2 separate regions of the Mus musculus genome follow, and region 2 is linked to region 1. A link is a loop called in an ENCODE intact Hi-C map of the cell type or tissue named here. Cell type or tissue: heart. All regions are shown on one strand. Each heading gives the region's core, and the rest is flanking DNA. Links, peaks and the distances in the headings are about the cores only.

Region 1 (2,908 bases), core at 305-2,804:
CCTGAGTACTGCTTTGGAGAGGACTACTGCTCCGGCTCCGACTTCTGCTCTGAAAGGCACCCCTTCTTAGGGGACTCTTGCTTTGATTATGAAGGGAGCTGTTCTTGTTTGGGCTCTGACTTTTGTTTTGGTGGTTAATCTGGCTGTCACTACTTTGATAGTCACTACAAACAATAGTTGAACTGACAGAAGTGCTACAGGTAGAGGAGGTCTTGGATGGAGGCAAAGAACAGCTGTAGGGGATCTGGGAGGGATTGTTCAGTGGGACTGGAGAAGTCACAGCATAGGTATGAATGCCACAGGGAACAGTAGTGGGGCAAAACCGAGCTCGAGGGACAACAGGTAAACATCGGGGGTCAAAGGGTGTTCTCAAAGGGATAAAAGAATAGATGTGGGTGGAACAAGGAGGCGCCACAGACTTGATATGGGATGGCGGACCCCTGGGAGCAGAATAAGTGCCACAAGGGAGAACCGCAGGCTGAGGGAGAGGTATAGACTGATTTAGGGGACTAGAGAGTGGGGATAAATGGGAGGTGGGAGGAACCACAGAATACATATGAGTATTGCAGGGGGAAACTGGAGGTGGTACGTGGGGACTACTCTTAGGATATCTACTGGGCAAAGCAGGATTACAAGGCGAGCTATGAGGACAGGAAGTAGGAGCAACAGTTTTGAGGACAGCGGTCTCTGGGGGAGGTTCTTTTGGGCAGGAATTTGAAGTAGTTGTGATGGCTGGCTCCATACATGGACTAAAGAGGCCAAAGGACTGGGAGGGAGGCTGAGGACAGGTGTTGGTCTTATGGGATTTAGAATGGCTAGGAGGAGTGTGGTGGGGTGTATTGTCTAGGGACCGACACTTGTAGGGATTGCGTCGTGATTCAGGGGATTTGGGGGACTTCATTTGAGGGGGAGCTGAGGTAGGAGGGCGGGGTTCATTATAACCTCTGGGTGACTGAGGTGGAGCTACACACTGGTTGTTCAGGGGAGATGGGAAATACGGGGAAGGATTAGGACACTGAGGAAGAGGTGGTCCTGTGGTGCAGGAAGGACCAGAAATTATAGTACCTGGGGTTAGTAAGAGGTAAGAGTTCCCCCCAGGCTCCCACAGAAAGGACCCTACACAGGGCTTCTGGAGAGCCTGAGGCAGGGATGAGCTAGGAGAACCAGCACTCTCAGGTGGTAGGTTGATAACACAGAAAGGACTCCTAGGGGCAGATATCTGGGAATCTGGGCATAAATGGGAATAATGAATACAGCCCTCTTGAGGTGAGATGGGAGAGCCAGACATGCCTGCCTGAGAAGAAAGTGGAGGGCCACAGCCATTTTTCCCAAGAGGTACATCAAGCTGTGGTTTAGGTTCACAAGAGTTTGGAGGCATAGGGTTGTCGTGGTAAGGGTTGCCAGAGGGTGGGGAAGATGCTGAAGAAAGGGGAGGATCATTGTAACTTCTTCTAGAGGGACAGTGGGGCCCTCGGTGAGAAATGGATGCAGGGGTTAGAGGTCTAGTTTCCACAGATCGGTGAGCAAGGGGAGGTGAAATTGCAAGGCCAGGTCTCAGGGGCCGATGGGTAAGAAGAGGTGAAATGATGGAGTAATTTCCCTGGGACCCTGGCATAAGGGGAGTCGAAATCACCGGGCCTGTCTCCAAGGTTATATGAGTAAGTTCAGGGGAAGTTACTGGGCTGGCTCTAGGGGCCTGATGAATGAGAGGTGGGGAAGTCACATAACAAAGACGCGGACTTGGAGGGCATGAACGCTGAGATTCTGGGGAATCAATATAGTTGCAACATAGGTTCCGCTGATGAGGAGAGGGTGACCCCTGAAGGCTGAATCGGTCAAAACAAGGAGAGGATGAACCAGCTGGCTCTTGTCTGTACAGCCTTCCTAGGAGTGGAGAAAAGGGTTCAAAGGGGCACCTCTCCGGTGGGGGTGGGGAGGAGAGGACTGGGGGCGGAGGGGGCGGGGTGGGGATCCGTCGAGGTAAGCACGGAGAAGAAATGGTGAGGCAAGAGAAAGGTTCTCTAGAGTAAGGGGGGTTGGTGAATCTGTTGCCTGCATTTGGAGAAAGGCCAGCATTACAGGAAAGGTGGTCGTTGAAGTCTTTCCCGGGCGCCACAGGCACCTCGAGAGTGAGAACAGGGGTGAATCCTTTCCTGCAGGACGACGGAGACTCAGGAGGGAAGGAGTAGTTGTTAGGGCAGTCTGCTTGAGGTGAAGTTGAAGGGGCTGAAATTTTAAGGAGGAAAGGAGGGGAAGAGTTCATGGGACTGGAGGGGAAGGGTAAGAGGGAGGAAAGAAAAGGAAAAAGAAGGGTGGGAAGGGCAAGATAAAAGTAAGCAAGAAAAAGTAACATGAGGCGATGTAACGTCACCGAATGAAAGCTCAGGCCGTGACTTAACAGAGAGGGGCGGAGTCAGGGGGCTGCTTACGCAACAGGAAGAGGCTTGTGGTTAATAAAAGGACAGGCAGGCGTGAGACAAGAGCTCCAAGAAGGTTACGGTCCCTGGAGTTCATGTCCCGAATGCAACTGTGAGTGACGGGAAACGCAAGGGCTGGATAAGTCTCCCTCTAATGTCAGACCTTACCCATTTCTTCTTATATCGATATCTCCGCGGGACCGGCGTGAAGTCCACGAGCTTCAGCAGCTTCCGAACACATCTTAAGACGGGCGCAGCCATGTCAACTAACAACGCCAATAATTCCGACTGAAACTGCAGCTGCGCTCTCGCGGGTTCCGGGAAGGATTGAGGGCTGCTTAGAATATCAGCGGCAGACAGGGCGGGGCTAGGCTTGCGGCGCCCCCAGGGCTCCGCCTACCTCCACACCCCACCCACCAGAATCCTCGGGGCGCACACGAAGCGGTGGCTGTGCTAGAGCATCTAAAGGAGCTCCTAGGAAGTTGCAGGGA
Region 2 (2,908 bases), core at 213-2,712, 150 kb before region 1:
CTATAACCCAGTACACTGCTACTGGGTGTGGAGTATCAGTGGGGCTTGCAGGCCACCAACTGAGCTTCAGATTCAGCTTAAGGTGTCCTATTTCAAGAGCATGGGCAGAGAGTGACAGAGCAGGACATCTGATGTTCTCTTCTGGCCACTGCACCTGTGTACACATGCATGGGCACCCATGTCCACACATGCACATATGCCAAGTTCACACACACACACACACACACACACACACACAACTAGGAGACAACCAGTAAACAGTCCTATACTGGAAATCACAGTAGGGAGGTATATCTCAGGAACATGGGCAGTTAGGAAGGTCTCTGAGACAAAAAAAAAAAAAAAAAAAAAAAAAAAAAAAAAGAAGGTCTCTGAGAGAAGCTAAATTCTGAATGGAGTGACAGGAGTCAGCCATGCTAAGGTAGAGCAGGAATGCTTTAAGTTCAGAAAATGGTCATTGAAAAAGCCCAGAGGTAAGTATGAACTTGGCCTCTTTGTGTCAAAATGAGAGAGAAGGGCGATAGAGATTGGAGGGAGTGATGTTAGTGTTGTGTGGAAGGGGTTGTTGTCCAGCCCACGGCAAGCTTGGTGAGGACAGAGTGAGACATTGGATTTTATTCTTTGTGAGATAGGAGCCACTGGAGGGTTTTAAGCAGAGACCTGGCAAGATCTGGTTTATGATTGTAAAGATTTCCCTGCCTGCTGTGCAGAAAACAGCATCGAAGGGAGAGCCAGAAAACAAGGGGCAGGCTTGGGGGTTACTGTAAACCTGAGTAGGGGCTGGGGCTGGGGTTGGGGCTGGGGCTGGGGCTGGGGCTGGGGCTGGGGCTGGGGCTGGGGCTGGGGCTGGGGCTGGGGCTGGAGTAGCCACTGCAAGCAGCTACACTGTGCTCTGAAGGAAATGGGACAAGTTGTCTGCTGATTTCCTGGGGAAGGAAAGAAAAGACTCTTAAAGGAAGTGCTAAAATTTTGCCTAGAGCATTTGGGTATAGACTGTCAGGCCATATTCTGGGAGAACCTTAGTAGCTGTCAGCCCAGCAGAGCAGCCCCGAAGGACCTGGGTTCTCAGGCTCTGGAAAAGAGGCCCCTGGTATGTAAACGTAGGAACCTCTGGCCTATGGGTAGTGACATATGAGGACAGGTAGAGGCAGAGACCTCAAACCTAGTTTAGTCTAACCTGTTAATCTGGTGGAGAATAGATCCTAGGATGTTCTGAACTTCTGCGAACCTTCAGCTGGTGCCAGTGAGCTTCTATGGGTGCTGTGGCCAGGAGTTCATGACTAAGAAGAGGAGTGAGAACCAGGAAGTGGAGATCTTTATTATGTTCTCTCCTATACCTGTCAAAGGTAGGTGACGATGATACCTGTCAAACTGATGGATAAAGGAAGCGACTCCCATCATACAGTTGAGACGTAGCTTTCTAGTCTGGTATCAGGGTTTATAGATGCCAACTGGACAGGAGACGAGAAAAGCTTGGGGGTGTCCACTGTCTACTTGCAGATCCCCCTGTGTCTATTCCTGTTTGGGTGGTGTGCAGTAATGCAAGAGCACAGAGACAACCAAGTGGACTTCCATAACTATACCAGAAGCCTAGGCTTCCCGAAAGCTGGTCAAGTCTGCGAAAATCAACACTATTAGAGACTGCCACCAGAGGGCACCCTGAGTACATGACAGGGGATTCCAGCCTCCTGAACAATCTTTTTTTTTTTTTTTTTTTTTTTCTTTTTCTCTCTTCTGAAGGCCAAAGACCCCAAAGGACAGGGAAAGCAGGGGAGCGGGGGCAGGAGGTTAGTCACCTAGATGTACTAAGTAAATTATCCATTTCTACAACCAGAAACTACCGAGGAAGCCTTGGCCTGAAAATAAAATGCATCAAGGTCACACACACACACACACAATCCTGAGCCTGTTGTAGACTGAACCCTAGACTTGATCTTGAACCCTCACCTTGGTTCATACTGAGCCTTGGTCCTTGGTTATAGTGAACTTGACCCTGATTACACTCTGAGTCCTGCTCCTGCTTTGTCAGTATACTGAACCCGGTCTTTATTAACAACTTCTCTGGTCCCCGACCTTTATTATACATTGATTATATATTGAACTAGGACCTAGACACAAACTGAGTTTTGATCATGGACATACACTAGCTCTTGTTTTGGTTATAGACTGAGCTCAAGCCCTGGGAACAGACAGCTCTGACCACAGTCCATTTACTGAGCCCCGACTGACAAAATCCAATCTGACTCTGGTCATAGACCCATGATTGAGCCTTCATCACAATCACACTCACTGATCACTAAGCCTTGCTCTCCCGATACTCCATTGATAGGAAGATATGCTACGACTCCTTTCAGGTCTAGCTTCTATCCCCACAGGTAGTAATTCCTCGCGCCACTTCTGTAGGAGATAAGAAGAATTCTAGGTTTCTGGGTTATCCTGAAGCTCACGTCTTTGGGTCTCTGACAGGGTAAGCAGAGAAAGGCTGGTTCTAGGACAGCTGGGATATAAAGGAAGAAGGGCACCCGGCCTTCTTAGGATGTCACAGTGCTCCAGGGTGGGTCTAGCCTAGAAGCCTCTCCCATCTGCACTTATGACAACCTTGGAACCTTGAACAAATCCCTGCTGCTTCCTGGGCTCCACCCTCTGCTACCTGTCATTGAAAACATGAGATGACAATCCATATAAAGAAGGAGTCCAGGCCATCATGGAGACCCTAGAACCCACCATGTGCCCTTGCAGGCAGAAAAAAACCCTCATTTGGGAAGCTCCCTTTGGCTGGTCACTTCAAACAAGCGAGAAAAGAGTGAGGCTTGCCCAAATTAGCCTCAGGTTGGCAGGGGCTATAGTACATGAGCAGAAGTCCCCCAGGTCTGTTTCTGGGGTCTGATGTGTGCTAGGGATTACAGGC

The links. A loop is a pair of places that touch in the nucleus more often than their neighbours do. Peaks named below come from ENCODE experiments on the same cell type or tissue, not always from the same donor. Only the 100,000 strongest peaks of a DNase experiment are listed, where the experiment ranks them.
Region 2: a loop joins it to region 1, with 2.8 times the contacts of the local background. A loop is called at or near these places in 8 of 42 quality-filtered maps.

What each region holds. Positions count from the first base shown.
Region 1 is chr4:116,051,099-116,054,006 of GRCm38, forward strand. Nsun4 (NOL1/NOP2/Sun domain family, member 4) reads right to left here and starts at 2,713. Exons shown (of 6, transcript NM_028142.5): 1 at 2,586-2,713. The coding sequence starts at 2,678. In heart, for the core only: a CTCF peak has its summit at 1,822; DNase peaks (open chromatin) are centred at 1,683, 2,453 and 2,723; H3K4me3 peaks cover 1,583 bases; H3K27ac peaks cover 1,328 bases.
Region 2 is chr4:115,901,408-115,904,315 of GRCm38, forward strand. No RefSeq gene overlaps it. Among named protein-coding and RNA genes, the nearest start is that of 6430628N08Rik, 12 kb to the left of the region's middle. In heart, for the core only: a CTCF peak has its summit at 1,639 (motif pointing right); a DNase peak (open chromatin) is centred at 1,634; H3K27me3 peaks cover 2,057 bases.